Regions from separate parts of the Homo sapiens genome. Here region 1 is linked to region 2. A link is a loop called in an ENCODE intact Hi-C map of the cell type or tissue named here. Cell type or tissue: mammary epithelial cell. All regions are shown on one strand. Each heading gives the region's core, and the rest is flanking DNA. Links, peaks and the distances in the headings are about the cores only.

The links. Peaks named below come from ENCODE experiments on the same cell type or tissue, not always from the same donor. Only the 100,000 strongest peaks of a DNase experiment are listed, where the experiment ranks them.
Region 1: a loop joins it to region 2, with 9 times the contacts of the local background. A loop is called at or near these places in 12 of 110 quality-filtered maps.

What each region holds. Positions count from the first base shown.
Region 1 is chr6:56,766,320-56,779,184 of GRCh38, forward strand. The region is part of intron 4 of DST (dystonin); the gene reads right to left. Among named protein-coding and RNA genes, the nearest start is that of DST-AS1, 71 kb to the right of the region's middle. RefSeq lists enhancers at 717-836, 9,083-9,928. In mammary epithelial cell, for the core only: a CTCF peak has its summit at 6,840 (motif pointing left); a DNase peak (open chromatin) is centred at 6,712.
Region 2 is chr6:56,703,097-56,715,961 of GRCh38, forward strand. It overlaps DST (dystonin), which reads right to left. Exons shown (of 104, transcript NM_001374736.1): 6 at 1,184-1,273; 7 at 552-650. Among named protein-coding and RNA genes, the nearest start is that of DST-AS1, 130 kb to the right of the region's middle. RefSeq lists enhancers at 11,325-11,374, 11,540-12,100, 12,101-12,662. In mammary epithelial cell, for the core only: CTCF peaks have their summits at 6,078 (motif pointing right) and 8,077 (motif pointing right); DNase peaks (open chromatin) are centred at 5,935, 6,025 and 10,425; H3K27ac peaks cover 2,504 bases.

The DNA of each region.
Region 1 (12,865 bases), core at 2,173-10,172, 63 kb after region 2:
GCATTCTTTCAACAAGTAGTTTCTGAGCACCTACTGCATGCCAAGTACTAACCAGGCTAGATGCCGAGATACAAAGATGGGTAAAAGAAATCTGGCTTTGACATGCTGGCTATCATGTTGTTTGGGAAGATAGCACTGCTGTCTTTCTAAAGCTTGCAGTTTCTCATCAGACATATAAGGCCTTTCTCTGCAATTGCTGCGGTATCTTTTTTTTTTTTTTTTCCTTTTTGAGACTCAGTCTCGCTCTGCCACCCACGCTGGTATGCAGTGGCGTGATTTCGACTCACTGCAACCTCCGCCTCCCAGGTTCAAGCAATTCTCCCGCTTCAGCTTCCCAAGTAGCTGGGATTACAGGCACGCGCCACCATGCCCAGCTAATTTTTGCACTTTTAGTAGAGTCGGGGTTTCACCGTGTTGGTCAGGCTGGTCTCGAACTCCTGACCTCAGGTGATCCACCCGCCTCAATCTCCCAAAGTGCTGGGATTACAGGCATGAGCCACCGCACACAGCCTTGCAGTACCTTTAATAGTTCTGATTATATGGGAAACCCCAATTCTCTTAACCTAGAAACACAAGTGGACAACCCATGCTTTAAAAATCTAATGAGTCAGTGCTTTTTTTCTGTTTTGACTTGGCTCATGCCCTTAAGCTACTCTTAAATAACACAGTAAGGAAACCTATTTATACCACCACAAGCAGCTGCAGCTTGTCAAAAAAAATCAATGAATTTTCTAAAAACATTTCTTTGGCTTGGTTTCAGTTTTCAGTTCATCTTAGAAGGTCATCAGCTAAAGATCAGGTAAGATCTAATGAATCAGCATTCTTGCACACAGCTAATGCTCTATCAGTCTCAACTTACACATTCATACATTTTTTAAAACTAATATTTATTGAAAACCTACTATGCTTTATGAGTTGAAGATACACTGGTAAACAAAACAAAGAGCCCTGACAATGTGGAATTAAATTCTAACAAAAAGAGAAACAGCAATCAATAATAATAAAAATAACAAGTGGCAGGGAGTGATGGCTTACATCTGTAATCCCAACACTTTGGGAGGCCAAAGTGGGCAGATCACTTGAGGTCAGGCATTCAAGACCAGCCTGACCAACATGGCGAAATCCCATCTCTACTAAAAATACAAAAATTAGCGTGGCATGGTGTTGCACATCTGTAATCCTAGCTACTCGGGAAGCTGAGATACGAGAATTGCTTGAACCCAAGAGGCGGAAGTTGCAGTGAGCTGGTATCGCACGACTGTACTTGCCTGGGTGACAGAGCAAGACCCTGTCTCAAATAAATAAATAAATAAATAAATAAATAAATAAATAAATAAAACAAATAAGTATTAGAGGATGTTCATAGTGATGGCTGTGAAATAAAACAGAGCAGGTTAAGAGAAATTGAGGGTGTGGAGGTTGAGGGACAAGTGAGAGGCAAGATGGAATTTTAAATAAAATGATCAGAGAGTCCCCATTGAGAAGGGGGGCATCTGAATAAGACTTAAAAGAGATGAAGGAGTTAGCCATACAGATATCTGGAAGAAAGACATTCAGATAAAGCCAACAGCCACTGCTACAGACCTAAGACAGGATATGCCTGGTGTACTCAAACAAGAGCAAGGAGGCCATTAGGTATGAAATAAAGAGACCAAGACAAAAAGTATTAAAAGATGAAGCTAAAGAGGTAACAGAAGAGCCAGGTACCACAGGACCATATAAGCCATTTCGAAGACCTTCAATTTGATTCTCACTAAAATAGGAAGCCACTGGAGGGAGCTGAGGCAAAAGAATAACAGATCTGACTTGTGTTTAAAAAGGTAACCATTGTGTACCGAGAAAAAGTTTCTCAACACAGAATATTTACCAAGTGCTTATTTCTAAGGTATAAAAAATTATTCCAACCTAGAATAGACAACACAATCCCAGAAAATAACAAGTTGAATGACTAATACTACCCAATTTCAATACCTATTATAAAGCTACAGTTGTCGAAACAGTGTGGTTTTGGCAAAAGAAAAGTCAAGTCGACCAAAGGAACATAACAGAGGGCCCAGAAATAGACCCACACAAATTTAGTAAAGTGATCTTTGACAAAAAAGAAAAAGCAATTCAACAGAGAATGGATAATCTTTTCAACAAATGGTACTGGAACAACTGGACATCTATATGCAAAAAATATACAAATTTAGGCACAGACCTTATACCTTTCACAAAATTTAACTCAAAATGAATCACAGACTAAATGTAAAATTCAAAACTATAAAACTTTAGGAAGATAACATAAAAGAAAATCTAGATGACCCTGGATTTGATGATGAATTTTTAAATACAATACCAACATCATGATCCATAAAAGAAAAAACATAGGTTGGATTCATTAAAATTAAAAACCTCCACTCTGCAAAAGACACTGTTAAGAAAATGAAAAGATAAGCCACAGACTAAGAGAAAATATTTGCAAATCATGGCTGGGCACGGTGGCTCACACCTGTAATCCCAGCACTCTGGGAGGTCAAGGCAGGCGGATCAAGAGGTCAGGAGATCAAGACCATCCTGGCCAACATGGTGAAACCCCATCTCTACTAAAAATACAAAACTTAGCAGGGCATAGTGGAACCAGAGAGTCAGAGGTTGCAGTGAGCCAAGATCACACCACTGCACTCCAGCCTGGTGACAGAGTGAGACTCCATCGCAATATACACATATATTTGCAAATCACATATATGATAAAGAACTAGTATCCAAAATATACAAAGAAATCTTAAAAAATCAATCATAAGAAAGCAAACAACTCAGTTTAAAAGTGGGCAAAATATCTGAACAGACAGTTTACTAAAGGAAATATACAGTTGGCAAATAAGCATATAAAAAGATGCTCAACACCATATTAGAGAATTGCAAATTAAAACAACGTGAGACACCACTATACACATCTATTGGAATGGCTAAAATCTAAAAAGATTACAACACCAGACGCTGGCAAGGAGGTGGAGCAACAGAAACTCTCTTTAACTGATGGTGGAAATGCAAAACAATACAGCTACTTTGAGTTGTTTCTTACAAAGCTAAACATAGTCTTACCATATAATTCAGCAATTACACTTCAAGGCATTAACCCAAATGATGTGAGAAGAGGAAGGATGCGGGAACTCTGTACTTTCTGCCTAATTTTTCTGTAAACTTAAACTGCTCTAAAAGTCTATTAAAAAAAAATTGGTCAGGCACGGTGGCTCATGTCTGTAATCCTCACACTTTGAGAGGCCAAAGCGGGTGGATTGAGTCCAGGAATTCAGGACCAGCCTGGGCAACATGGCAAAACCCCATCTCTACAAAAAAACACAAAAACTAGCCACGTGTAGTGGCAGGGACCTGTAGTCCCAGCTACTCAGGAGGCTGAGGCAGGAGAATCACCTGAGCCCGGGAGGTCAAGGCTGCAGTGAGCCAAGATCACGCCACTGCACTCCAGCCTGGGCAAGTGGCGTTGCAAGTTGAGACCCCGTTTCACAAAGAAGGAAAGAAAAAATGTATTCCTGTCCTCAAAAAGCTTATTCTCTTATTACTTTATTATCCATACTCTGCCCACTTCCAACATGGAGTTAACACATACGAAAAGGATACTAAAAGTAGAAATAAAATATCAAAACTCATGTGTAAGGAAATCAATACAGTTACATCAAAATTTTGGCTAAAGAGTTATTTATTGATGTTCCTTTGCTGACTTCCTTCAGTCAAGCCTCACTATATGTTCTCATTGCATATGAATCTGCCCTTCAGAGCATCCATTCTGGTGTTATAACTTAATCAGTGTCTAAACAGCAGATAAGACTCCTAAACAGCAGATAAGAGAGTTTAATGATGCAATAGTAACCAGGAAACCATTAATTTGGTAAAGAAACTGGGGTACAGAGAAGTTAGACAAATCATGAAAAGTCCCACTTAAAAATGGTACAGCCAGGTTTTCAACATTTGGTCTGTTTGACTCCCAGGCCTCATGGTATTGGTGTTACGCCATAAAGTATGATATAATTTTTGGACCTAATGTTATCTTCAAGTTGTAAAAGGCAGTGACTCAATAAAAATAATTTAGTTAAGCTGAAAATCAGCTGAATTTAATTTATAAAGATCATAATTTCTCCTAATTTCAAACCCTGCTAATACAATAAAACGCAGAGTGTGGGATGCCCTATTTCATTCCATGCATCCACATAGAGTTGGGGGCTCAGGTTCACTACTGGATAAACTAAAAGTTGGCATCCTCAGTCAATTTACCTGAGTGCTGCAACATAATAAGGGTTTGAAATGATGAACCAGGATTTTTCCCAGGCTAGTTTTTGCTACACCTGTAAAATGGGACTCTTACAGTAAAACCTGCTGCCTTTAAAAATGAAAACAAAGGGGCTGGGCACAGTGGCTCATGCCTGTAATCCCAACACTTTGGGAGGCCGAGGTGGGTGGATCGCCCGAGGTCAGGAGTTTGAGACCAGCCTGACCAACATGGAGAAACCCCGTCTCTACTAAAAATCCAAAATTACCTGTGCATGGTGGTGCATGCCTGTAATCCCAGCTACTTGGGAGGCTGAGGCAGGAGAATAGCTTGAACCCGGGAGGCAGAGGTTGCGTGAGCCAAGATCACACCATTGCACTCCAGCCTGGGCAACAAGAGCGAAACTCCATCTCAAAAAAAAAAAAAAAGAAAAATCCAGCAAGGAGCCTAAATTATCAAGGAGTAAGGTAGGAATTTGAGAAAAGAAAAGCTCTATTTATAAACATATCTCTTCTGGTCAATATAAACACAGCCTTAGAGCTACCACATCCCAAAATAATTTATCTTAAAAAAAAAAAACTCTGATTATACAATTACTAGGAGGAATCTTAACTATATTCCCTTTATATAAGAGTCTCTTTAAAAGGGAATGGAATCATAAATATTACCTTAGAAATCTGAGTATTACTTTAGAAGTTCATAAATTCTTTAACACAGGGCCCCCAATTTAGGCTAATGATAATCCTCACACTAGTATGTGACTAAAATTGTCTGCAAAGAGCAGTTGTCCAACTGACATTCTGGATCTGTCTGTGATATAATAGGTAAAGAATGTGGTGTCATTTAAGGAGACACTATAATTTCCTGTACTGAATGCAGAGTATTAAAATGTTGCTGTAATTTTATTTTTTTCTAACATTTCTAAATGTATAAATCATCATCAAATAAACACAAAAGCCTTGCATCAAAATATTTAGGTATATATTTTATTATTGACTATTTATGGACAAGATGTTGAGGCTCCATTTTCCTATCTAAAAAACTGGAAATACCTGGACATTGCTTGCCATGAATACAAAATGCACACATGTAAGAGCAAAATCAATCACAACTACAGGGAAAAAACTGCATCAAACACTAGAAATCATTAACAGTTTTTGGCTCATAGCTCTCTGCAAGAATCTGATGAACCCTGTGGACTTTTCTTCTAAATGCACATATACATGTATACAAAACTATACCTTACAAACTTAGAAAGTAACCGACCTTTTACCTCAGCCCAAAAACTTCTAACCAGGAGAAAAATCCCATTATAACATTGCATTGAAGAGTCACTAGACATGTACTTTGGCCTCTAAGACACAGGCAGAATGACTTATATATAAAGTATTAATACTCCAGTGAGAAAATAAAAGAATACCAGTATTAGTTATAAAAGGTTCTCCAAAAGGGAAACTGAAATAAAAGTAGGGAAGAGTAACACCCTAGCATGTGGGGTCCAGGTTATTTTAGACATGAGGATTGAGTAATGCCAAGAAAGCTGACATGTCAAAATCTCAACTTTTAAAATAGGTATATTTTTAGGCTTCTTTAGCAGGCTTCGGTTATGTAAATGCTTAATCATTTGGTAAAGCCGAATGTCAAATTTACATATAAAAACACATAAATTTGCAATATAACATCTAAATTATTTCATGTGATGGAAAATAAGAACTAAAAATACATGTTACTTATTAGCTGAATCATAGGTAGAAGTTTCTTAAAGTGATGTTTTTATGTGATGATACTGCCCATACTAGAAGAGCGTGGGGCAGGAGACTGCATGGCAGAGCAGAAACGGCACATACTGCAAGCTAACTCTCTTCGATCTGCTCCTAGAACTGCAACTGATTAGCCATGTGATTCCGATCAAGTCATTATCTTTCGGGATCCCAATTTTTAAAACCTATGAAGTTAAAGGAATGCCCCATATGACCTTTAAAACTGCTAATTATTTTATTCTAAAGTTATCTAAGAGTATATCAAAAGTAAACAAGAATCAGGGTCAATTAGTGGAGCAGAACAATTAAAATCACAAGTAGTTTTCATTAGAGGATGCCCCAAAACAACATTTCATACATGAGCGAAAATTCCTCAGGAATGTTGCTGCCACAAATATTTTGGTCCTTCAGAGTCATTGTGATAGCCAGCCTCCAGGAGGAATCCCAGTAATCCCCACCTCTGTTATGCACATCCTTACACAGTCTCCTCTCACAGTGCACTAGGGTTGTCATTGTGACCAACTGTATACAGCAAAAATGGTACGTTACTTCCAAGATTGCATTATAAAAGACAAAATCTTCAGCTTGGGTGCCTACTCTCCCTCACTCTTGGTTTCTTGTTCTAGGGAAAGCATGCTGTCATGTGGTGAGCATGCTGTGGCTTCTGGCCAACAGCAAGCAAGGAACTGAGGTGGACCAACAAGCATGTGAGTAAGCCTGGAAACAGATCCACTAACTCAGCTGAGCCTTGAGATGACTACAACACCTTGACTGCCACCTGATGGGAGACCCTGAGCCTAAAACACACAGCTGAGCAATTCCTAGATTCCTGTCCCTCAGAAACTGTGATACAGTAAATATTTCTTGTTTTAATCTAGTAGGTTTTGGGGTAATTTGTTATATAGCAATAGGTAACAGATACAGTCATCTTTTATTCTTTTTTTTAGCCTCTTGGACCTTATAAGTTATTGGTCCAGATTTATTTAGTTATTCTTTCACCCTGTCTCTTATATAACCACTGCTTATATATATACTTTTTTCATTTCCTTTGCAACCACCCAGATTTGGGTCCCCTGAATCTCACTATTAAAAATACCACAAAAGTCTATACACTATATCTCTAAGTCAAGAATCCCAAATTCAAATATATATGAGATATTCAGGCAATGTCAAGTGGACTAAGCATAAGGTAATGGGGAGGTTGGGGACAGTGGTGAACATCAGGATGAATGTGCCTTCTTAGGGTGCTGTCTTCTGCTCAACCCCAACCAACTGCTGCCATGTGAGTATGTGGGCCCAGTGTTGCCAGATCACCTGCTTTTATACGAAGACCCTAAACTCTCTATTTTTATGATATTTCTCAATTTTTGAATATTGGCTTAAAATTGTTACAGTATATAGAACAAAATATATCTACCATCTGGACTCAGCCTGTGAGCCACCAATTTCCAGCCTCTACTCTAGATCAGTCTTCCTAGAATTTCTCTCAGGCTGGGCGCGGTGGCTCACGCCTGTAATCCCAGCACTTTGGGAGGCCGAGGCGGGTGGATCATTTGAGGTCAGGAGTTCAAGACCAGTTTGGCCAACATGGTGAGAACCTGTCTCTACTAAAAATACAAAAAACAGGCACGGTGGTATGCCCCTATAATCCCAGCTACCTGGGAGGCTGAGGCAGGAGAATCGCTTGAACCCAGGAGGTGGAGGTTGCAGTGAGCTGAGATGGCACCACTGCACTCCAGCCTGGGCAACAGAGTGAGATTCTGTCTCAAAAAAAAAAAAAAAAAAAGAATTTATCTCAGATCTTGATTCCCCTGCTCAAAACATTTAAGAGTTATCCATGACTATCCATGGTTCTCTAACTGAGAAAGCTGACATTCACATACCTCTTCAATCTACCTGACCCAAACTTACCTCTCCAGCCTTATAGTCTCTATTGAAATGTTCTGTTACGGCAGACAGGCCTATCCAACACTCTCTAAAAAAGTCATTTCCCACCCACAATATTCCAGCCAACTTGCCCCATCCATGCCCTACCCATAGCTTAAAACCAAACCAAATATCACTTCCTCAGGTAAGACTTCCCTGACAGCCCATCATCCTCTAAAGTCCTGCAACAAACAACAGTCAAGATATTCATTTAGCCATTCAACACATATCAGTTCAATGGCTCTTTTACTGCCATCTTGAACTTTTCTTTGAACCTGGTATGTTTATCTTTTCAGACATTTATATTGTTCACTAACTATGATGAAATATGCTATCTACAAAACTGAATTCAGTTCACTTCAAACCATAATTACAGAATACCCTGAAGTCATCACCTACTAAATTCTGTGCTAAAGATTATACAAAGAAGAAATACAAGGCCGGGCATGATGGCTCACGCCTCTAATCCCAGCACTTTGGGAGGCCGAGATGGGCTGATCACCTGAGGTCGGGAGTTCAAGACCAGCCTGACCAACATGGAGAAACCCCATCTCTACTAAAAATACAAAATTAGCCAGGCGTGGTAGTGCATGCCTGTAATCCCAGCTACTTGGGAGGCTGAGGCAGGAGAATCGCTGGAACCCGGGAGGCAGAGGTTGTGGTGAGCCAAGATGGCGCCATTGCACTCCAGCCTGGGCAACAAGAGCGAAACTCCATCTCAAAAAAAAAAAAAAAAAAAGGAAAAGAAATACAAATCCCTAACATCCGGGAGTCTACAGATTCTTGCAAAAGCAAGATGCAAACAGCTTCAATAGTAGAGTGTAATAAGTTTTGAGGGGAATTTTAGTTACAAGAGTAACTAAATTCTCCCAGGAAGAACAGAAAGAACAAGGAAGAGATTACAGTTGATCTGGGAGAGGAAGAACAGTTTACTAAAATAAGCCTCTCCTCATCCTCTTCAGCCAACAGGCATCCTCTAAACAACCCTAACAGTCTCCGTTAAACCCAAGCACACCTGCATCCATAGCCAACGTCATTACTATCCACAAACTTTTAGGCTGCTTTGTTTATTTAACCTTGAATATCTCCTTTTTATCTCTAAATGGAACTGTGGCCATCCTAATTACATAGACAATGGGTACCAAAAAGTATTTCACTTACTAACTAAAATAGGTCTAAAGTTTTATAAGCTATGATTTCAAAATAGCAGTATTACTCTTAAAGATAGATGGCAAAACATTTCAAAGGCCCAGCGCTTAGATATTGGTTTCTAATATCAGCTTCCAATAAAAGGAACCAGGGCTCCTTAGAGAAATGGTTGATTTCAGGGCTAGGGCAGGAAATACACAAGATGAGCCTCAAGCACCTTGGAATGTCAGAAAAGGAAGGAAGTGCTCAAAAAACAAAGCAAAGGAGCATAGCGAAAGCACACAGGAGCAAACCTGAAAGAGCTCCCAATGGCCAAAGCTGGAATAATTTGAGCAACAAAACAAGTAGCATAACATTGGATTATAATCCAAAGTATAAATATCTACAAGTCCATATTGACATACATCAAGTGACTGAATGAATTAAAAAATTAGAGAAGAAAGAAGTTTCCTTCACACAAAAATCCAAACAATTTATGTAGATATTCTCCTCTCAAGGATGTGAAGCTTAATTCCCCATCCCCCGTTGTGGGCTGCACTTACAGTGCTTTGCTTCCAAATAATGATGTAAGTAAGGATGGGGGAGGAAAGAAACCTGGCAAACTTTACCGCAGTCAGGTAATCAAGGATAATAACATCATAGTGACAAGTCATGTGGGTAGCACCTACCCTTGATAAGACATGTGAATTGATATGTTAATAATGGCACTTCACCTCTGTGGTCTTCCTTGCAAAGACCCATAACCTCAATCTAACCATAGGAAAAACATCAGATAAACCCAAATTGAAGGACATTCTACAAAATACCTGACCACTACTCCTCAAAACTGTCAAAATCATCACAAACAAGGAAAGTCTAAGAAAATGTCACAGACCAGAGAAGACTACAGAGACATGACAATGAAATGTAATGTGGTATCCCGGATAGGATGCCAGAAGGCAAAAAAACAAAAAGGACGTTAGGGAAGAACTAATGATACTCATATCAAGTATGGAATTTAATTAAAGATTATGTACCAGTGTTGGTCCATTAGTTATGATACATGTACATACTAATTTAAGATGCTAACAACAGGGGAAGTTGGACACAGGGTGTTCAGGACCTACCTGTAATATTTTTGCAACTTTTCTGTTGCCAAGATCTAAAATCTATCCTAAATCTAAATCCATTACTATTTAATACTATTGTAAAATCTAAAGTATTCTAAAATTAAAAGTTTATTAAAATTTTTTTTAATTTCAAAAGGGTCACATATTTTGAAACCTTTCAAGAGTGAAAAAGAGGACTGCAGACTTAAGATTCACAATAAAAAATATTGTTAAAAAGGCAAACTCTACACCTAAATTATTTATTTTTATTTTCAAAATATTTTTTAAAAACTTACTGGCACTAAATGACCTTTATCACATCCAGAGATTTTATTTTGAATAGCATTACCGAAGCAAATTGTTTAAACATCACAATCAAATCAAGACTTGAATCTCATCAACATACCAGGGAAAAGTCAGTTTTGAGGAGACAGGCATTGTGACAGCTTAATTTGAAATTTTAACAATTATAGTAATGGAATCACACACAAATACTGTTTGGTCATCCTAACATGGTCCATTATGTTTTATAAATTGGCTAGAAATTAAGAATGAATACTGCTCATCTTCATGCAGAGACAAAAATGCTTCTCTTATTGCTGATTATTCTTTACTTGGCAGTGGCTCCTAACACTTGACTTGAATTAACCCTGATTTATCTAAGGAAGTACAAGACATTTATGTTTAAGGCAATCCAACAAATAGGAAACCCTGTTTCTGAATAAACTCTGAATCAACTGAGAAGTGAGATAAAATAGATAAGAAGTAAGAGAAATAAGTTAGATAGAAGGATAAGAGAAATACGAAGGCAAAAGGAGCAAAATATTACCTTTACTAACAATATAACCTAGCTTAAAGAATATTACTTACTACAGGCAAGTAGATGGTTTCCAAACACTAAGTCCCATAATTGAAGACTTACCCTCCCAGTCACAGGCAATGCAGTGTCATGCAAGTGGGACAGCCTGACCCTGTAAAACTTACAGCATGATGGAACAGGCTAAATCACAGATAGCTTGCTCATAAAAGAAAGAGGAAAAAGTGAGTGGTCCAAATAAACCCACTTTCTAATTTGAAACTCACCAATCACATTCAGTCACTTCCAAAAGGCACAAGAAGGCATAAATATTACACTAATGGGGTCTCTGTCATATGAAGTGAATCATTAGAAATAGGAAAGAAGCATTTCCCACATAGGATTTTTTTTTTTTTAAGATAGGGTCTTGATTTGTTGCCCAGGCTGGAGTACAATGGCATGATTGCAGCACACTGCAGCCTTCTGGGCCCAAGCCATCCTCCCACCTCACTTCCCAAGTACCTGGACTACAGGCATATGCCACCACACCTGGATAATTTGGGGGCGTTTCTGTTTTTGTAGAGATGGGGTTTCACCATGTTGCCCAGGCTGGTCTCAAATGCCTGAGCTCAAGCAATTCCCCCACCTCAGCCTCCCAAAGTGCTAGGATTACAGGCATGAGCCACTGCCCCCGGCCTGTAAGGAGTATTTTTAAATGCAAAAGAAGGTCTAAGAAAACTTAAATGTAAATATTCCTTGGTTCAGTTATTCCAGTTACAAATTTATTATATCACGTATAAGCACAAAAATTGAGTAAATCCAAGGAGTGCTTCTACTAGCATAGTTCTTTAAGTCAGTAGTATAAATGAAATCAAGGAATTGGGAGCCTTTCATTCATCTCTGTCTCCCTAAGCAACACCATGAATTAGGATAAAAACAAATCAAAATTGTCCAGGTTATCATGGTACAGAACTGAGGCAGAAATATTGCAAGAGGATTACAGGTCTGAGGGCCTACTGGTGCCCAGAGTCTTCCTTATTCTTTTCTCTTTTTTTTTTTTTTTTCAAATCTGTTAGTTATTTTTTTTTTAATTATACTTTAAGTTTTAGGGTACATGTGCACAACGTGCAGGTTAGTTACATATGTATACATATGCCATGTTGGTATGCTGCACCCAGTAACTCATCATTTAACATTAGGTATATCTCCAAATGGTATCCCTCCCCCCTCCCCCCACCCCACAACAGGCCCCGGTGTGTGATGTTCCCCTTCCTGTGTCCATGTGTTCTCATTGTTCAATTCCCATCTATGAGTGAGAACATGTGGTGTTTGGTTTTTTGTCCTTGAGATAGTTTACTGAGAATGATGGTTTCCAGCTTGATCCATGTCCCTACAAAGTACATTAACTCATCATTTTTTATGGCTGTATAGTATTCCATGGTGTATATGTGCCACATTTTCTTAATCCAGTCTATTATTGTTGGACATTTGGCTTGGTTCCAAGTCTTTGCTGTTGTGAGTAGAGCTGCAATAAACATACGTGTGCATGTGTCTTTACAGCAGCATGATTTATAATCCTTTGGGTATATACCCAGTAATGGGATGACTGGGTCAAATGGTATTTCTAGTTCTAGATCCCTGAGGAATCACCACACTGACTTCCACAATGGTTGAATGAGTTTACAGTCCCACCAATAGCGTAAAAGTGTTCCTATTTCTCCACATCCTCTCCAGCACCTGTTGTCTCCTGACTTTTTAATGATCACCATTCTAACTGGTGTGAGATGGTATCTCATTGTGGTTTTGATTTGCATTTCTCTGATGGCCAGTGATGATGAGCATTTTTTCATGTGTCTTTTGGCTGCATAAACGTCTTCTT
Region 2 (12,865 bases), core at 2,735-10,734:
GTTCTGTTGGAATACTGGATTTTTAAATCTCCCTTTTAAATACATGTGATATATTAGAGAGGTAAAACATGTCCATCAAATACCTATTGCCAAGAGGTGTGGTTTAAAGCAGAAACTTAAATACTAAAAAAAATTTCCCTAAGTTCTTTCATAAAAAGCAATAAATAGTTGCTATGTTTGAAATATCACTTCCAGAAACTGAATGAATTTGCACAAAAATTAGCAGACTTGTAAAATTTCCATGTTTATATACAATGTATATAAAATTGTTTAACTAAAATGCCATCATGTACTTTAAGTCTGTTTAATTACCATGCAGTGCACAGTAATGTATAAATAATTCAATCATTTTAGCTCTCTGAAGATAATTTAAAGAGAAAATATTTCCTTTATCCAATTTTTTGGTACACACACATCTACCTCAATGTGGGTTTTGGCCCTTTCTATGCTTTTCTAAAAAGGAGCCTGAACCCAGGAGTTACTTCTCTATCAGGTTAGCGCTCACCGCATGGGAACGGCTAGGTTAGTCAAGTTATGGGGGCGACACCTACCCCCTTATCCTCATCCTCCACATCCTCATGCTGTTCATATTCGCATGCTTCTGTTGCACTCACCAATCGTAAGGTCTTCAAAAAATCTCGCTCCCTTGGCTAATGAATATAACAGACAGAAGATAGGACAGCAAAGACACAAGACAGACCAGAAATGAAAAGAAGAGCATGAACAGAACATAATGAAGGAGAACAGGTAACAAGAAGGGGAAGTAATGTTCACCAAAAAAAAAAAAAAAATGACACCTGCGGAATGGGTTAGATCATTTTTCAGAAAGCAATGTTTATTTTCTTGCTATTTGTAAGTCTTTTAATATGTGGTTATATTATGCATCCAACTTCTGCTAAGCAAAAAAACCCAAAGGTAAAAAAGAAGCAAGAACAAAAATAGTATTTTAATTATAGAACTGATTATATAAGTGAAGTAATCAAAGTGCTTCAATCTCTCAAATTCACATCATTTGAAGTTTGAAAATGCTTAGGAATCTAACCAAAACTTCTTTTTCAGGCAGAATTCATAGCTCAAAAGATGAATGTTGCAAAAATCTGAATAGTCTGTACTGAAAACATACTGGTCCTATGCAGAAAAGATTACACGTTCTTCAAAATAAAATAAGAAAGTTAAAACTTACCAAGGTATCTCCTGAAAGAACCTCTAAAAGAGAAATCAAATTGTGTCCATCCCTTAAGTCTTCATAGAGATCATTCACATGTTTTCGAACCTATAAAGAGAAAAGCAAAATTTGGGGTCCTAGAACTCAGAATTATCCTTAACATTCTTAAACATAAAAAGGAGACAAGTAGAAAACATTCCTCACATGGTATTCATTCATGCACCTATTTTTAAATTTTTAAAATGCTTATTACTTAAAAACTAAATTTAATTTAAAAACTTAAAAAAGTGAATTTCAGATTAATAATTCAAGAAGACAATTCAAATTATTACATTTTTAAGACACCAGAACAAACATAAGCCTGGACTACTACATGGGGTTACAATTCTTCAAATACGGACAATGCCCTGACTTTATTCATGATTCCCGATACAGTGACCAGTGCCACCTTAACAAGAGGGTGGAGTTTTCACCCCCGCAGTTGATCTTCTACTTCTAGCCTAAAACAGGTTCAAGGATGCCGAGGAACATTTTTAGAAATCCATAGACGTGAGCTGGGTGAAGAGTATGAGACTCTACATATTATTTTATCAATATCTTATGAGCCTATAATTATTTCAAAAAAATTTTTTGAAATCCGTATGTGTCAGGTTAGAAGTCCTCTGTCCAAACCCTTCCTCTGCACAATGTAAGTCTTCTTATAACGGAAGATTTTCAAAACTAAATAACACTAGCACAAAATCAACACTCAACCTACAATAGCTTTCCCCGTTCCACAGGCCTGATTTAGAAGTCTGTGATTTTAGAACCCAAACCATCAAAGATTTCCCAAAAGCTTTGTTTAGCCTGCCAAGTAGGGATAGCTCTAGTAACCACATGGCCCACTGCAAGGTTTGTGTTGGACAGACAAATGTCAAAGCAGGTATTAAGATGGCTGTTCCACAGTGGACTGGCACATTTCCATTTTCTCGCCTTTCAGTGATTCTGGGCTACTCCCATGAAAGGAGCCAAAGAAGTGGGCAGGAAAGAGGCAGGAACCAGAATCCCACCTACTTCACCCATGGCACAAGCCCTGTATACAAATGAATCCAACTCCTTTGCACTTCCAAAATGTCAAGTGAGTATATAGCACAAAATAATGAAAAGATCTAAACTTATAATCAAAACTATATAACTACACAAACACAAAGAAGAGGCCTAATGTAAACTGGAAGCAAACTTTTATGGTAAGTCTCTCAGTCCCCAAAAATAGTTTAAATCCCATAAAACTTTATTATCTTAGTTGACTCTCTCTATATATATGTTTTACAATATCTTTTGTTAGTGTCAGAAAATGTTTTTGATTGATGAAGAAGAAGTTCCCTTAGGAATTTCTTATCAAATTTACCAGCTTTTACATCCAGTGTTCTGGCACTGTTTACATAAGTCACAGAACCTTTTAATATTCAATTACCCATCTAGGCATAATTAACTACAAATAATATAAATACTAAGCTTAGGCTCAATAGCTCTACCACAAAGTAACTGTTCATGTCAATAGTACCTTTGAAATACAGCAAAACTGAAGGTGAATCAAATTACTTTTAACCAAGTCTCCATCTTTACAAATTGACATTTTATTTTGATTTCCTAATTCCCAAGGAATATCAGTTGAATCTCTGATGTCATAATACCAAAGTAAGACAAAGTTTAAAAATACTTTATTTAGCCCCAAAAAATGTTATAACACATTTTGAGCAATCCTTGTTTAGAAAAACCTGTAAATACGCCATGCTCAGTGGCTCACACCTGTACTTCCAGCACTTTGGGAGGCCAAGGCAAGTGGATCAATCACCTGAGGTCAGGAGTTCGAGACCAGCCTGGCCAACGTGGTGAAACCCCATCTCAACTAAAAATACAAAAATTAGCCGTGCATGGTGGCAGGTGCCTGTAATCCCAGCTACTTGGGAGGCTGAGACAGGAGAATCACTTGAACTCAGGAGGCGGAGGTTGCAGTGGGCCGAGATCAAGCCATTGCACTCCAGCCTGGGTGACAGAGCGAGACTCCGTCTCAAAAAAAAAAAAGAAAGAAAGAAAGAAAGAAAAACCTGTAAATAACCAAATAAGTTACAAAGGAGTTATCCATTCAATTAGAATATTTACCTTGAGATACCATGAAATGACAACTCTCTCAACTTCTCAACTGTATTTCAGAGATGAATCAATTTTCAAGGGCCTCTTCAGGAACATATCTATTACATGCATGATATGTACGCGAACAGATAAGCACTTAGGGAAATGAGTACTAATACTGCAATTTCCTACTCATGGACTGGTTTCATGGGAGACAGTTTTTCCACAGATGCAGGGGAGGGTGGTTTTGGGATGAAACTGTTCCACCTCAGATCATCAGGCATTGGATTCTCATAAAGAGAGCACAACCTAGATCCCTCACATGCACAGTTCACAATAGGGTTCACAGCCATGTGGTGGCTCATACCTGTAATCCCCAGCACTTTGGAGGCCAAGGTGGGCGGATCACTTGAGGTCAGGAGTTCGAGACCAGCCTGGCCAACATGGCAAAACCCATCTCTACTAAAAATAACAAAAAAAAATTAGCCGGGCAATGTGGCGTATGCCTGTAATCCCAGCTACTTGGGACGCTGAGGCAGGAGAATCACTCGAACCCAAGAGGCGGAGGTTGCAGTGAGCCGAGATCATGCCACTGCACTCTAGCCTGGGCAACAGAGTGAGATTCTGTCTCAAAAAACAAACAAACAAAACAATAGGTTTCATGCTCCTATGAGAATCTAACGCCATCACTGATCTGACAGGAGGCAGAGCTCAGGTGGTAAGGCTGGCTGGCCCAATGCTCGCCTCCTACTGTGCAGGCCACTTCCTAACAGGCCATGGACCGGACCAGTACCTGTCTGTGGCCTGGGGGTTGGGGACTCTTGTATTAGAGCACTGTAAGAATTCACCCAGTCCCGTTCTAAGGCACAAGCTTGAATTTATAAGGCTAAGGCCTACTTAAAAACAAGGCAGAAAAGCTAAGCTTGTGAATGTCATGTACATTCTAAATCTATGTACTTCTCTGCGTATCTTCAATATAACCAGAAAGCAGCCAAACTCTAAAAGAGCCTGAATGGGAACACTAAAAGATTATATTTATATAAACAATATTATACAGCTCCTGATCCTCAGCCAGCTGCTTTGTCTCTCAAAATAAATGGCTTTATTGTGCAGGTCTGATATCCTCAGTACACAGAAGGACAGTAGAATCCAAGCACATGATTACTTTGGGGACTTCCAGGATTGTAATAGTGCTGAGAATTCTGTGCTCTCTGGTCCACTATGCCTACACCCTACCAGACTTACATTTCACTCTATATTCCACTTCTTGTGTCTTTCTCACTCCAGGACAGTTAAAGATGGGGTATGATTCTGAACACTTATCTCATAGTAAGGCAATTTCACAACTTGACTTGCCAGACTGAACAAAACCCTCTACATAAGGGAAACTTTCCAAAACCAGGTGTCATTTGCTACTATCGTATTTATGTGACAACAAAGGAAAATTAAAACAGACATGTTTAGAGAAGGAAAATAATAATATTAAGCCATGCAAATCTAAACTAGGAAAAGATGGCCGGGTGTGGTGGCTCACGCCTGTAATCCTAGCACTTTGGGAGGCCGAGGTGGGTGGATCATGAGGTCAGGAGTTTAAGACCAACCTGGCTAAGATGGTAAAACCCCATCTCTACTAAAAATACAAAAAGTTAGCTGGGCATGGTGGCAGTGAGCTGTGATCATGCCACTGCACTCCAGCCTGGGCAAAAGAGTGAGACTCCCTCTAAATTAGGAAAAGAGAAAACCTGTGATAAGGGAAAAGACATTTTAGTCCTGCTTCTGCCCTTGGCCTTATGAATTTGTACCAACAGCCTAAACTCTCTAGGCTTCAGGGTTTTTTTTATCTTTAAAATAAAGGTTGGAAAACAGAAAACTCCTAGTTCAACCTAGAGAACAAAAAGTCTGTAATCTTTAAATCAAATTATTATCATTTTAAAAAATCAATGACCTGTCAACTTAGAAAATGTATAAAATAAAAGCTACTCTTAAGACTTATGGCTTAATTTTTTAAGAATTTTAGAAGAAAATGCAGAAATAAACTAATTTAACTTCTATAATGCTTGAAAAAAATCCAAAGACACTGGCTATCCCCAATACTGCCTGCTTTTCCTGTCTCAGCTGACTATTCTGAGGGTCCACAGAAATACTGTATATGGAAAACATCCTACAAAATATAAGATATCATTTTCCGAAAAGCAAATGTCACTAACAATAATAAACAAAAACACACACACCATGAGTTACTACTAGATGCCTAACCTTGTGCTAAGTACTTTATAATACTGAGTCAGTTTCCTCAGCACAAATGAGTGGAATAAAAGAGGATGCTATTAAAAATTAAAAATCAACATTATGGGTAAAGGGTGGTCGGGAATGAACTGAGGGGAAAGAATTGGGGTTCCAATCTGATCGAGCAAGAAATTTAAGGGAAAGAAAAGAAGGGAAAGTAGACAGCTAAGCCTACATAGAAAAGCTTTTATTTTACCCTAGGAGTGAGTCATAGGCATTGGGCCTGGTAACTTTCCTTCACAGATGACTATACTAACCGCCAATATCCCTAACATTCCATTTTCAGTTTTTAATAAAGCATTCCTTTTTCTCTTTTTGGATATGTTCTCCCTATGGGACAAAAAACTGTCTGGATCAATAGTGCTAGAGGAAGTGACGAGCAAAGTAAAAGCACTATGAAATACTCTGGGATTAACTTACATAACTTGAATTACATAACAAGGCTGATACAGCATTTTCTGTATTTCACACAATTCTCGTAGAATTTTGCAGTACTTCAAAAAAATATGTATATAGCATTGCACCTAGAGTTTACCTCTAGGGGGCACTAATCTTTTACTTAAAAGAATATCCCAAGAAAGTAAAATAGACTAGAAAACACTCTATGGGCAACAAAAATTCTAAACAAGATGCTGGCGATGACATGGACAATATTTCAAATTTATTTTGGAGTGAGAACACATTAGCTCATGCCAGGTCTGTATTACCTAAATGGCTTAACTTATCAAAAATACTACACTGAAAATTTCCTTTTGTTAACCTATAACTGTTTGGTTTTATATAGGCTAAATCAAATTCAACTTTGAAGAAAAGAGAATCATTATATAACTGCTTGCTGAATGTTTAAACTTCCTTTTTTAAAAGTCTGACATTATAGTGGTTGATGTTAATCTAGACAAATTTCACAAAAATTTGACTTCCCATTATTTAAACTTATTACTATTGTTTAGCTGCAATTCAATTCAGGTCACAAACTATTTATTGAGCATTCATCCGTCATATGCCAGGGTATCCTTTAAGTTCTATGGGTACAAAGATGAATAATAAGAGTGCCACCTCTTGAAGCCTGTAATCTGAAATGAAAGAAATTTAGGCAAGAAATTGCAGTATAAAATAAATGCATTCAGAGAACACTCAGGAAGCTATGAGGAGCTTAACCCAGTCTGAGGTCTTCCCAGCAAAGAAGATGGGAATGTTGCAGGTGGAGGGAGGAGCAAGAACAAAGGAAAAAGGCAAGGACACACAAAACTACATATGAGTTGCAAGGAAGGAAAGCAGTGGTGAAGTCAATGAAGCATGAGGTGGAAGATGAGGCTGGAACGATGCGCCGGTGGACATAGAGGCTTTATATCCCAGGTTAAGAAGCTTGAACTTTTCCTACACAAAGAAAACTACGAATTTTAAACAGAATGAGGCCATAATATCTCTGACCAATATAAAAGCTTCCCTGTAAACTATTATCTTAAGCAAAAACAAATCAATCACAGGTAAAATCAAGAGCCCAATCTGTACACAATAATAGAGGAAAGGTCCCTCAGGAAAAAAAGGAAACTGGAAGAGTCATTCCATTAATGAACCTTGGGTAAAATGCAGGCATCCTAGTGAGCTCTGCAGTAGGGAGCAAAACATCAGCCACATAAAGGGTTCACAGTCCGCTCTTAAAGAAGTTCTATATCTAAAGGATACAGTATTCTGGAAAACAATCAGCTATCTTTAGAAAGAAACATAAATAATAAAAGAAGGCTTGTCCCAAATGAGATCGCCTCACTGGCTTATACTAACTGGGTGACGAGAAGAAGGATAGTTTGCTTTAGTGAAAATTATAAATTAAAATATTTTTCAATGCAATTTTTTTACATCAAACAAGTACGTTCATAAAAAATTAGCTGTCAGGTTCTCCTGGGAGAGTTCCTTAGACAGCCTACTTGAAAAAATAGAGGTAACATAAATATCAATATATTAACATATTAATTATTGATAAGAAAATTAATGCTTTTAAAATACACACAAAAAATGCTCAAAAACATTGTATTATCTTAGGTAGCTGCCTTATCTAAAGTTGTTTTTTCATTACAAATTTATTTCAGTACTACTTCTTCAGGAGTTGTGAAAGAATAAAACTACAATTCATATTCTACCTAAATTATTATAAATTCGAAATTGGTGCAGTTAAGTCAAACAGGGAAATATCCTTATTTGGCATGATAAAAAGGCGGTTATGGTTTTTTAAGGTACTACGTTAAGTCAACATTAAGGCCACATAGAATTCATCTCCTTTAGGTTATTTTTAAACTATGAAATAAAGGTATTAGTTACACATCTTAAGGTATTAATGGATAAAATAATAGAGAGTTTTTTTTTTAATCCACATTGGTACTAGGTGGTACAAATAATGTGTCTACTTCTTTGGACCTGATTCACTCCTTCACAAAGAAGGCTTCTCTTTTTAGCTTTTGGGTAGACAATCTATAATCAATTAAAATGCAAAAACTGAATGGCCTTTCCTAGTCTTTCACCACAAGGTGGAACTAGGTAGTTAAATAAAATAAAAACATTTATTAATATATTACAGATAAACACTTTAAGATTTGGGGTATTTTAGTCACTGTTTCACCTAGGTATTTTTTATTCTCTTCTATACAGTTTCGCCATGGTTGCAGTAACCTTTTTAAAAGGCTATTTCAATTTTTAAATATTTTTAAATAGGTAACTTTTCTGTAACAGTCTGAGGTTAGGGTTGGTTGGTTCTGGTTTGGTTTGAGTTTAGGTCTCTATCTTTCCTATCTTCCCTTTTATTATCAAGAAAACAGATAAAAAATCTATTTTTGCTCACATTTTCCCCTGAACCTGTAGATTTTTCATCTCTTGCATAGCTGTACAGATCTTGGTGTGGGGTAATTATAATGTAATGTAACTGAAAGGGAGAAATAAATTCAGAAATCAATATACTCTGCATAGTATATCTTTTTTGGTATCTGTCCAGTTCCTTGGACAGATTATTAAAGATGTATTCTTGACAAACTCCACACTACAATGTCTAACAAACGAGCGTCGGCTTGTAAAGGCATCAGCATTACCCATTCCACATATGAGAGAGAGAAGAACAGCTAATAAATATTATTGTGCAATCTTTTAAAAATAGGAGGAGGTGGCCGGGCGCGGTGGCTCACGCCTGTAATCCCAGCACTTTGGGAGGCCGAGGCGGGCGGATCACGAGGTCAGGAGATCGAGACCATCCCGGCTAAAACGGTGAAACCCCGTCTCTACTAAAAATACAAAAAATTAGCCGGGCGTAGTGGCGGGCGCCTGTAGTCCCAGCTACTCGGGAGGCTGAGGCAGGAGAATGGCGTGAACCCGGGAGGCGGAGCTTGCAGTGAGCCGAGATCCCGCCACTGCACTCCAGCCTGGGCGACAGAGCGAGACTCCGTCTCAAAAAAAAAAAAAAAATAGGAGGAGGTATTTTAGATAAGACTAAGGATGCTTCTTTCCAGTATTCTGTCTGTTTGGCAGGAGAATATGGGCATTACCTTTTACAGGTTTTTCAAATATCCTCCTAGCTCATTACTTATATAAATCTTTCTTTAAACTCTTTTTCACCTTAAAAAAATCATGGTAAGTACTACTATGTCAAGAGCAATTTTTAACACCAGCATAAGGAAAAGAGGAGAAACCAATCCATATCCTTACTATGCTCACCTTTTTCCTACTCCTCCTACTTTCTCATAATTTGGGCAAAAGAAAGAAAAAGCTGGGAAAGCAAGGGTCATTATCACTTAACGTGTCTAAGGAGAAAACCTAATCAAGGAAACAAAATTTTGATGGAAATAAGTGAAAATGTGTGGTTGTAATATAAAGACAAATAATGACAACGAAGTAGAATGCTATTATAATACTAATAGCTAATTAGACATAGTTCATCTGTGTGCCATGACTTAAAAAATATAACTAGGTGTAACAAAGTCTGCTTGACACAGGTAGTCTATAATGACACCATTACAGTCTTATTCTTTACCACCACTGTTTTAAAGAGATTCCACTATATTTTTAAATTCCAGCTTTTACTGAAAAGCTTTTAAAACAGAATTGTAAATACTTTAAAATAAAAATCATGCAAAGGTTATTTTAAATAATTTTAAATTAGTTTTATTTAAATTTATATCATGATCAAAATTCACACTAGTTCAAAAAATGTGTATTTCCTCATCAAATCCTCCCAGCTAATGACTCTCTTGTAACGTTATACCAAATTCATAAATCAGATTCAAATTGATCATTATAAATTTAGAGATGTATTCAAGTAAAAGCATTCTGTCTTTGAAACAACAACAAAAAAAGAGAGCTCCTGGGACAGATACAGCAACCTCTCAAGTCATGTGCTTCTAACACAAGGTCACTTTACCAGACTGACTTTCTCTTTATACCTACCTATCATTGGTTTTAAAGAAATCTTAATCATGGTTGGTGATAAGATGGAATAACATGTAGGGGAGTAGCACTGCAGTGCAGGGCATGGTATGATTCCAGGTAAAAGGCAGTCTGAAGACCCTGGGCAGCTGGTGAGTGGGAAGAGAAGCATCAGAAAAGGAATATAAGGATGTGACAAATAAAAATTTCAACTACTTTGCAATTCTGATTAAAGTGCTGGTTGTGGCAACTACCCTGAATACTTCTGAGCTGAATCATCTCTTTTGGGGCTTTTGTCAAATGAGCTATAGGTTGTCAATGCCTGACCTATAATCTCAACACACACACACACACAATCAAAGAACTACCTGAACCTCAAAAATTAACTTCATCTACTTCCTGGATAATGTCTTACATGGCTCTATCCTTAACCGAACAGTGAGCCACTTGCTGGAATGGTTACAATATGAGTCAGGCTGCAGACTCGAGAGGAAGCAAGGTCCTCATAGAGCGGGGTTAGTGCTGGGCAAGTAACAGAATCCACTGGTAGATACAGCTCCAGGAAAGGTGCAGCCAGCCAGGAGTGCAGACACCTTCTGGTCATGCCATCATGGGCACTTCCCGGTGTCCCTTTCAGAGCATTATTTCCTAAGGTGAGAGATTAGGATAGGCATGACACAAGTGGTTGCTTCATCTCTTTTTTTCAAGTCTCAAGGACTGGAAAATCTAGGGGTCTCTTCATAGCATATTTTATAGTTTTAAGGCTTTGACGATACTCTGATACTTTCAGATACTTTATATGCAAACTAATTCACTCCTCTTTAAACATAAGCTCATTTCCTTGGGTCCTTGAAAATAAACAACTGAGAGCAACTGGTTGCATCCTCTTCATTAAACCTTTGAAATAACCCAGGATTATGATCAAGACAACTGACAAAAGGAGAGGAACACTAAAACTATTTTTAAAGACACCCCCAGATGATGAGATACCACTGCCACTGCTACAATCCGTTCTGATGCTTAACACCTCTTCCCTGTCAAAGAATGTTTCCTTAAATCCAGATGACACTCCATGTCCCCAGTACCACGATTCATATTTTTCTAAAATAAAACCACCCAAAATCATATCTGGGGAACTGATATGTTTGGAATGGAATTATAAATACAGGTTTATTCTTTTAATTACTTAATTAAAAATTTGACAGATGCTATATACACTCCTGTTAAATTAATCTCTGCAACAGAAATATACTTTCTGTAGGAGGATTAAAAGTTTCAAAGTGATCACTTCCTAAATGACATCATAAGTCTGCCAAACTTTCAGATTCTAGTCTACTCAACAGAGATCTCCGGACCACAGATGCTTAAAAACTAGTTTTCCCAGTTGTAAAAGCCCAGTGTCACAGAAGAGGTACTGCACTGATGTCTCTTACTAAAGCTGAAATCTAAGTGGAAGTTATTTTCTCTCCAGCCCCTGTCTGAGCACACTCCCTTTTAAAGTGACAAGTTTCACCAAGAGCAGGCTAGAGCCAGGTAACACCTAGCAAATCAGGGGCCACACTTCTGAAAGTGAACCACATAACAGCTATGGGTTTACTGGAAGATGCTCAGGTCCCAGTGCCCTAACTAGAGCTTCATGTCCATTCCTGATGGCTAAGAGAGATTTTGAAACAAAATGTCTCCTGAATATTTGAGGTCACATTCTAAAACCTCTGCTGTGATATTTCTCTATTGATAACTCCTCCTCTAGTTACTGAAATCTTACTTTTCCTACTAGGTCAAATTCTAACGTCATCCAGGCAGTGATGGTTTCCTTCTTCTGCACTCCCATATTCTTTGGATTATACCAGTACACCAATCATCATTTTACTTATAGTTTTATGTAGACAATATACATAAATGTATTAATAATTTCCTTAAGAAGAAAGGGCCCTGTCTTTGGTCCTCACTGCAAATGCTTAATGTCTGACACAGTGCCTTTCATATAGTAGATATTCAAAGAACTTTTGTTGAATAAACAAAAGATTAGTCACCTACACTTTGCATTTGACCTTAGCCATGCACTCAGCTGTGGGCTCTTGAATGCCTGCCGGATCACAGGGAAAAAAACAGAAACTCAGGAAATGGATTCACAAATCCCATCAAATGACTTCCTAGCAGGGGATTTGTGTTTGCCCCAAGGCCCATCATGGCATCTATCGGAGTTAGTGCCTGGCATCATGTTCTGCCACACAGTTGGAGTTAAGTAAATTGCTTCTGAATGACTAACACATTGAAGAGAAATGTCCACTTCTGCATGCCAAGCCTCCTAAGTATTTCCCCTATTAAGGAGCACAGAATGACACCTCCAAAGTATGGTGCTTTGGCATGCTGAGCACTTTGAAGAGAAGAAATTGGAAGTCTTTAGAAGTTGCCTAACTTTCTAACCTTCTCTTGTTTCTCTCCCACTCCTCACCAAGCGCAAAGAGGGAGGATCTCTAGAATTTCCTTAGCTGACTAGGGAAATTTCTGTCCAAAAGAAATGCAATTGCCTTAAGACCTCTCTCTAGCAGTTACATCAAATAGCCAGGAAAGATTAACCACAGAAAAGAGAAGAGATTAAAAGTCATCACCATGCCCAGACAGACTTTTCATCTATTCTTCTCAGGGCAGCTCAGAGAGATTACCTAAAAGACTTTATCTGAATAATAAGACAAATGAAGTTCTGCCCCTCACCTTCCCAGCAGCTTCCCCAGAGCTCAGAGGAACTTTGTACCCAGGCCATTGTTCTTTAAGCTCATTCATTTCCCCTGAAAATCATTTATTGCCCCTCTAAAATTTCCTATACGCCCCCCTTCCCTCTCCCCTGTGAAGAGGGTACATAAGCCCTAACCATCTGGCCCTTCTTTGAGTCTCATA